3 separate regions of the Homo sapiens genome follow, and regions 1 and 2 are each linked to region 3. A link is an interaction called in ENCODE POLR2A ChIA-PET data of the cell type or tissue named here. Cell type or tissue: HepG2. All regions are shown on one strand. Region 1 has its middle 24 kb from the start of LPIN2. Region 2 has its middle 14 kb from the start of MYOM1. Region 3 overlaps LPIN2 (lipin 2).

The links. ChIA-PET counts read pairs that join two places held together with the same protein. Peaks named below come from ENCODE experiments on the same cell type or tissue, not always from the same donor. Only the 100,000 strongest peaks of a DNase experiment are listed, where the experiment ranks them.
Region 1: POLR2A ChIA-PET joins it to region 3 with 12 read pairs; 7 of 35 experiments call an interaction of 5 or more read pairs at or near these places.
Region 2: POLR2A ChIA-PET joins it to region 3 with 15 read pairs; 19 of 35 experiments call an interaction of 5 or more read pairs at or near these places.

The regions. Positions count from the first base shown.
Region 1 is chr18:3,036,261-3,038,760 of GRCh38, reverse strand. No RefSeq gene overlaps it. Among named protein-coding and RNA genes, the nearest start is that of LPIN2, 24 kb to the right of the region's middle. In HepG2, no CTCF peak of the experiment used is centred here; a DNase peak (open chromatin) is centred at 1,160.
Region 2 is chr18:3,232,610-3,235,109 of GRCh38, reverse strand. It overlaps a transcript of MYOM1 not described here. Among named protein-coding and RNA genes, the nearest start is that of MYOM1, 14 kb to the right of the region's middle. In HepG2, no CTCF peak of the experiment used is centred here; DNase peaks (open chromatin) are centred at 1,219 and 1,886; H3K4me3 peaks cover 402 bases.
Region 3 is chr18:2,983,663-2,986,162 of GRCh38, reverse strand. The region is part of intron 1 of LPIN2 (lipin 2); the gene reads left to right. LOC124904236 (a long non-coding RNA gene) reads right to left here. Exons shown (of 2, transcript XR_007066268.1): 2 at 753-1,089. Among named protein-coding and RNA genes, the nearest start is that of LPIN2-AS2, 18 kb to the right of the region's middle. In HepG2, a CTCF peak has its summit at 334 (motif pointing right); DNase peaks (open chromatin) are centred at 362 and 1,122; H3K4me3 peaks cover 229 bases.

The sequences.
Region 1 (2,500 bases), 53 kb before region 3:
CCAACTATTCAGGAGGCTGAGGCGGGCTGAGGTGGAGGATCGCTTGAGCCTGGGAGGTCAAGACTGCAGAGAGCCATTATCACCCCAGTGCACTCTAGCCTGGGTGACAGAGCGAGATCCTATCTCTCTTTTTTATTTTTTGACACGGAGTCTCGCTCTGTCGCCCAGGCTGGAGTGCGGTGACGCGATCTCGGCTCACTGCAAGCTCCGCCTCCCGGGTTCACGTCATTCTCCTGCGTCAGCCTCCCGAGCATCTGGGACTACAGGCGCCCGCCATGATGCCCGGCTAATTTTTTGTATTTTTAGCAGAGACGGGGTTTCACCCTGTTAGCCAGGATGGTCTCGATCTCCTGACCTCGTGATCCACCCGCCTCGGCCCCCCAAAGTGCTGGGATTACAGGCGTGAGCCCGCGCCCAGCCGAAGAGATCCTATCTCAAAAAATAAATAAATAAACAGGCGGGGCACACTGGCTCACGCCTGTAATCCCAGCACTTCAGGAGGCCGAGGCGGGCGGATCACCTGAGGTCAGGAGTTTGAGACCAGCCTGGCCAACATGGTGAAACCTCGTCTCTACTAAAAATACAAAAATTAGCCGAGTGTGGTGGCGGGTGCCCGTAATTCCAGCTGCTTGGGAGGCTGAGGCAGGAGAATCGCTTGAACTGAGGAGGCAGAGGTTGCAGTGAGGCGGGATCACTCCACTGTACTCCAGCCTGGACGACAGAATGATTCCATCTCAATAAATAAACGAACAAATCCTCTTTGCTATTGTGTAAAAAAATCAATTTCTTTTGTAAGTTACTTGCAAAAAGTCCAAACACGAAATGCTAAACAATATGGTTGTAAGAGACCATAAACATCTTAATCTGTAGTTGGAACTAACATATCTTTACCACCAAAGTCTAATAAAGAGCAACTTCCAAGAAGCAAAATGTTTGCCTCCACTTGATAACTTCTGCTTGGAGTTTTAGCCCTGCAGTGGGCATTTGTCCTTTCGCAGCTGCACAAAATCCAAATTCCTTTATTGTGTTAGAGGGAAGATCCTACTATATGAGTCCTGGGAGGGAAAGCCAAACAGCCCAGGCCTTATTGGTTTCTACCTTGTGCTATGTTTAGCCCCCTTCTAGGTACGCAATATATGTTGGCTGAAGTGAAAATGTAAACAGGAAGGAGAAAGGTTTCACAACGAGGAAAGGCTACACGGTGAGTCAGGGCTTTGTGCTCTGTTCCCAACTAGCTCCACTGTGACTAGCTATCTTTGGTCACAAAACTGGCTCAGTTAGTTGCTATTTTCTGCATCAGCATATTTCAAAAGGAAATGAACCTGCTGACTTAAGTGATGTAAGGAGTAATCAATGAATGAAAATTAACTAGAGATATCCATACAAAATTATATTTGTATTTTATACTAAAAGATAAAATATGCCTAACTCACAAATACTCATTATAAGTTTTTTGTTTGTTTGTTTGTTTGTTTGTTTGTTTTTTAGTTTGCTTTAGTTCAGCTCCTAGGAATTTCTATACCATATGTTATTATAAACATTAATTTACTTTATTCTTCATACAATTATAAAATAAAACAGGCCAGGCGTGGTAGCTCATGCCTGTAATCGCAGCACTTTGGGAGGCCGAGGCGGGCGGATCACGAGGTCAGGAGATCGAGACCATCCTGGCTAACACGGTGAAACCCCGTCCCTACTAAAAATACAAAAAATTAGCCTGGCGTGGTGGCGGGCACCTGTAGTCCCAGCTACTCGGAGGCAGGAGAATGGCATGAACCCGGAAGGCGGAGCTTGCAATGAGCCGAGATCGCACCACTGCACTCTATCTAGCCTGGGCGACAGAGCGAGACTCCGTCTCAAAAAAAAAAAAAAAAAAGAATTGTCACTGCTGTTTATTCACCTGCCTTGCCATTTTATGGCTTTTCCCAATGAAAGGAGACAGAAAAACATTTAATGAGAAGTACACACAGTTTGGGAGACATAGCATCTTTAGCAATCTTTACATATTAAATGCTGCACATGTGGGAGCGATAAGATGTAGATCACTTCCTGTAATACCGTTTCCATGTTCCTGAAAATCTGAACATAAAAGGAATTTTTGAAAGTGAAGCTTAATTCTTTTTGAAATCTGCCTTGAATCTTTTTATAAAACAAAGGAGCCTTCTGACATGTGAGCAATAAGCCACCAATTTATCCTGTTTTACCAGCATAGATTTTAGGCTAGAACTAAAACTTCATTGAGCTTTTAGAGGTTTGGTTAACGAATTAACAAATATTGGCTAGGCATGATGGTGCTCATACCTGTAATCCCAGCATTTAGGGAGGGCAAGGTGGGCAGATCACTTGAGTTCAGGAGTTTGAGACAAGCCTGGGCAACATGGTAAAACCCCATCTCTGCAAAAAATACGACAATTAGCCAGGTGTGGGACTACGTGCCTGTAGTCTCAGCTACTCCACAGGCTGAGGTGGGAGGATCCCTTGATCCCAGGAGGTAGAGGTT
Region 2 (2,500 bases), 250 kb before region 3:
CCAGAACAAGATAAAGTGAGAATGATGGAAAAAACAATATCAAAAGTATGTCGGGCCAGGCGCAGTGGCTTACACCTGTAATCCCAGTACTTTGGGAGGCTGAGGAGGGAGAACTGCTTGAGGCCAGGAGTTCGAGACCAGCCTGGGCAATCCAGCGTGAACCCCCATCTCTAAAAAAAAAAAAAATTTAAAGAGATAATGACAGAGTTTTCTGAAACTGAAAGAGAGACCAAATTTTTCATTCAAATGGAGAGTGTACTCTGACTATCAAGCAGGAAAAATAAAATATATAAAATCTGTAGTAAGTTCTATCACAATGAAGCTGCAGAACATGCAGGGTAAAAGGGAAATGGTAAAAGCTGCCAGAAAAAAAGGGAGTGTCTTCAATGGAACAATAATTAGGCTGGCAGCCTGCTTTCCTGTAGCAACCGTGCAAGCTGAAGGTGGCACAGCAATAGCTTCAAAATGCTGTGAGAATCGCCGCCCACTCCTCACTGTGTGTGGGCTGGGTGTGGCACGCTGGCAACTCTCCCCAAACGACTCTGGATGCTGGTGTCCCTAGAATCTCTTGGGTCTAAAGATTGATCTTCTTACCTCCTATAATTCCTGAGGTGGATAATTAACTAGGGGGTCACAAAATTAATTCCACAATCTTGTAACATGTCCTGTATAGATGTTTTGACAATGAACGTTTCCAGCTTTTGGGACAGCTCCCACAATTCTAAAATAATGGGAATGTCATGCTTAACATCCTAGTACGGTGAACAATGTTACATAATTTGGGATTTTCCTCTACTGTTTCCTGTATGTTTGACTTGCTTCCCAAACTGGCTTGTAAACATATATTACTTTTACATTAGCTAAGTAGAAGTTTTTCAATGTATACTTTTAACAATAATAATAAACATTATATTCTTCTTCTTCTTCTTTATTGAGCACGTCCTATGAGCCAAGCTCTCTGCAAAGTGTTTTATTCACATTATCTCTCATTAACATTAGCTGCAAGGTAATGACTGTCACCTCCATTTTACAGATGAGTGAGCTGAAGCTTAGCAAGGTTAGTGACCTGCCCAGGGTCATATTCTGGGTAAGAGGAAAAGGTAGGAATGTGACGCATGTCTGTATAACTTCAAAGCCTGACCTTTCAGCCTCTGTGCTATATTGATCTGTGAAACATACTAACTATTGATAAGAATGACTGTGTTAATAATTTGGAGTGGGAATATTTACTTGAAATGTTGACTTTTTTGTTGTTATTCTTCCCGGAAAAAGAGTCTGTATGGTCTCTTGCAGAATTTCCAGCAAGGCCTAATTCCACTGAAATCAGTGCCTCTACCAGCCACCTGTAGATGTATTATGGACTTTGATTGAGTTCTTCTTTCCTCTGGAGAAGGAATGGTAGATGAATCCGTGGACAGTTTCCATTCATATGACTTGTCAGCATTGAACACATAACACCTCTTTTTGCATTACCTCACAGAGTGTTGATTCAGTAAAGCATTAAAGCTGTGGGCTGGCAGTGCTACCCAGTAATCCCTGAAGGGCCAGAGAGCCATAGGTTAAGTTTGGAGGGGCTTTACCAGGGTCTATTATTCAGTGTCCTGCCATGTGCTACACAGTTCATTATTTGCTTGAGGAAAAAGAGCAAGCCCTGATAGTAAGCGGGTAAGGGGACATGCTTCCCAAGAGTAACTTACTCTGTTTGTACTCTCAATACCTTGCAGAGTGCTAGCCATGTCATGTGTGCTTAGTAAAACCTCAGTTAAATCTATAAACTTTAAGAACTTTGGAACAAAAGTAGTAGAAAAAGTAAGGGAGTTTTAGCAAGTGGGTAAATGATGAAAGTAATCCTGTGTTGAAACTCAACCAGATGAATGTTGTTACCAAACTTCTGTACGGTCCACTAGGTCCAAAAATAAATTTTTGTGGTACATAGGTAGTAGAAGTGGCCAGATTAGCCATAGACAGATCTTGTTTACATATAAAGGCACAATAAAAACTATTGTCCAAGGCAGGGGAGAACAATGCATAAAATCTTTAATATATCTATACTAGTTCTTACAGTAATTATTTCTATTATATGCTCTTTCCATTATAAAATGCTCATTAGGGTGCATGCCTTAGCATGACTTTAAAACACTACAAAGGAACAAAATTTCAAACCTCCAAATCAGATTGTACTACGTTTAAAAATAGGAAAATTGGCCAAGGAATGAAAAATATTAATAGAAATAAATTTAAAACTGCAGTGCTCAACACATGATTTTCCAATGGTGAAACATATTTATGTGAAATACAGTTGGAAAATAGATTATTAAAACTGAAAAATATAAACATATAATTAATTTCTTATAGCATATATCACAACTGCAGGTGAATTATAGGTAAGCATGGAACATAAAGCATAATAAGTTGAATAGAATTGTATAAGTATCCTTGTTGGGAAGAAGAGTAGACATTTTTAAAAATGGCTTTAACTAATGTATTATTAGAACACAAT
Region 3 (2,500 bases):
GGGGTTGTTTTCATAAACAGTGAATTATAAGTGATTCCATTTAGGAGAAGAAACACTTCATATGCTTTGGTGTAGATGGTGAGAGCCATTTGGCTCTAAATGAAAACATTTGTTTCAGGTGAGCCATGGTCCTTTACATGTTCCCTTTGTCATGAGGAGTCTTGAAAATGCAGAAATGCACTTAGGTTCTTCACTATAGAGGAATTCCGGTGGGTATTATGAAATTCTTTGTAATTGAGGTTATAAAATATTTTCATGATTTTTTAATAATCAAAACTTAGTTTTGTCACATCTTCATTGGTAATCCAGGAGCAAGGTGTTGTGTTTCCATAGTATGGCCACTGGGGGGGAGTACAATTATTTTCATGTTTTATGGTAAAATAACATGCTTGTGGTGTAAAGGTATTTCTGTTGAACCAGCTTAGTACAGCTTCAGATAAGCAAATTCTAGCTAGAAAGTTTTAAATAAATCGTTATACCCTCTTAAAAAGCCCTGTATACCTAGTCTTACATACTTATGGGATTAGTAGTAGAAAAAACAAAAACAAAGAAGGTATATATTTTACTTAGCATCATTAAAGCTGTGGAATCTGAACAGGATTCTGTTTTTCCTAACTAGCATTTTAGCTTTGTTTCCCTAAGTTAGACTATTTTTTTTTGAAAGAGTTAAGTCTTGGGAAAAAGACTTCCAAATTCTATGCACTTTTTAAAAAAAAGATCATTGAAGATGTTATACAAAAGTAAAAAGTAGCTTTTTTCAGTAGTCATTTATTTTTATTTTAGCCTGTAGAGAAAAAGTTTGACAATACAGTAGCGTTTTCCTTTGAAAATCATAGGGATGATTAAGAATTGTTGGTTGTGATTTTTAACATTTATCCATCAAGACTGAAAAGTGCCACCTTGCAGATGGTGGGGGTGGAAGCAGAACTTTGGCTACCAGCTTTGAAGGTCAGGGTGATCCACAGGTGGCCATAGGAGGAAACTTTAGGTGTGTGCCTGTTGGCAACACAGATGTTTAGAAAATGAGCTCACTTCTGATGGGTCCATAGTACATGTTCCTTGCAGTCAGGACATTCTGGGAGTCATCAGCTAAAACAAGGAAACAATACAAACACTATCAGGAAACCCCCAAATGACTGGCTTGGGTGCCCCACCTGTTGTGTAAGCTGCATTGTAGGCAAGAGTTGCTGAACAGAATTCTACCCGCTGACCTCTGCCCTGCTGGATCTCCACCACGCCTCACTTGCTAAGCCTTTGCTCCTACCTCTTGTCAGCCTCCTCCTGCTGATCCCCAGCATGTTCTTTCTTGGTCTCTGCTTGGCATAACACAAAAAAGCACTGAACCAGAAACTGGGGGGCTTCTTCTCCCTGGCACCTTTGCTGACCAGTTGAGTGACATTGGGCTAATTGCCTGACCTCTTTCTGGGCCTCAGTTTCCTCACATTTAAAGTGGATATGGTTTTTGTCTTTCTTCTTTCCACCCTCCTTACAGTTTTCCCCTTCTCCTGCTATCCAGTTGAATATTTTCTCATCTCTTCTACATTTTATTTCCTCTGCCCCTCTAACTTTTCTTTTTTTCACCTTCTTAGGTTTCTCTTTAATCTCTCTTTCTCCTACTAGCCTCCCCTTCTTGCTGACCTCTGGCTTCTTCCATTTTTCTCCACCGGCAGCACCCCAATATCCGGTTTTTATCACTACCATCTGATGCCAAGGATCCTGAACTGCAGTAGATCATGGATGAAGAGATTTAAATTTTTATTCATTGCATAAAATTTAGGCCAGAAAAACCTAAACAATTCTCTTCTGGAAGTAGGAGTTTGTGTACATGATGTGTGTTGAATTAGATCGCAAGTGACTGGGCACTTTGGTGTACTGCAGGTCCACGATACTATGCTGGGCTAGAAGGCAAGCAGGAAAACATGCTGCATGCAAGATAAGTTTTGCCATTTCTAATTTTGGTGAAATTGGTTTTTAATTCTGCCACTTAATGTTTTTATTATATGAACCTTGGTGATATGTTACTGTATTAAGCATCACCAGACACCTATTACTTGGTCAAACATTTGAAAATTTTGTCTTTTGTGAAGTTTAGATGCAGAGAAAAGGGTTTAATGTGAAGGTTAAATGGATGTGGATCAGCTAGTATATTGTTGATGAATTAACTAAATACTTTAAAGGAATGATGAACAATCCAGTTGTCCTCAGTTCTTCCTTACCTATAACTTGCCTGAATGGCCTTTTCCCCACCTTGTTCTCAAGATTGTCTCGGGGCCTTAGAGCAGCATTGTCCAATAGAAATATAATGTGAGCCACATGTGTAATTTCAAATTTTCTAGTAATCACATTTTAAAAAGTGGGAAAAAAAAAACTAGGTAAAAGTAAATGTAATTTCTTATTTAACTCAGTATATCCAAAATATCCTTTAAACATGTAGTATATATTAGAAATTATGAGTTTTTTTATTCTCTTTTCATTCTTAGTCATGGAAATCCAGTGTGTA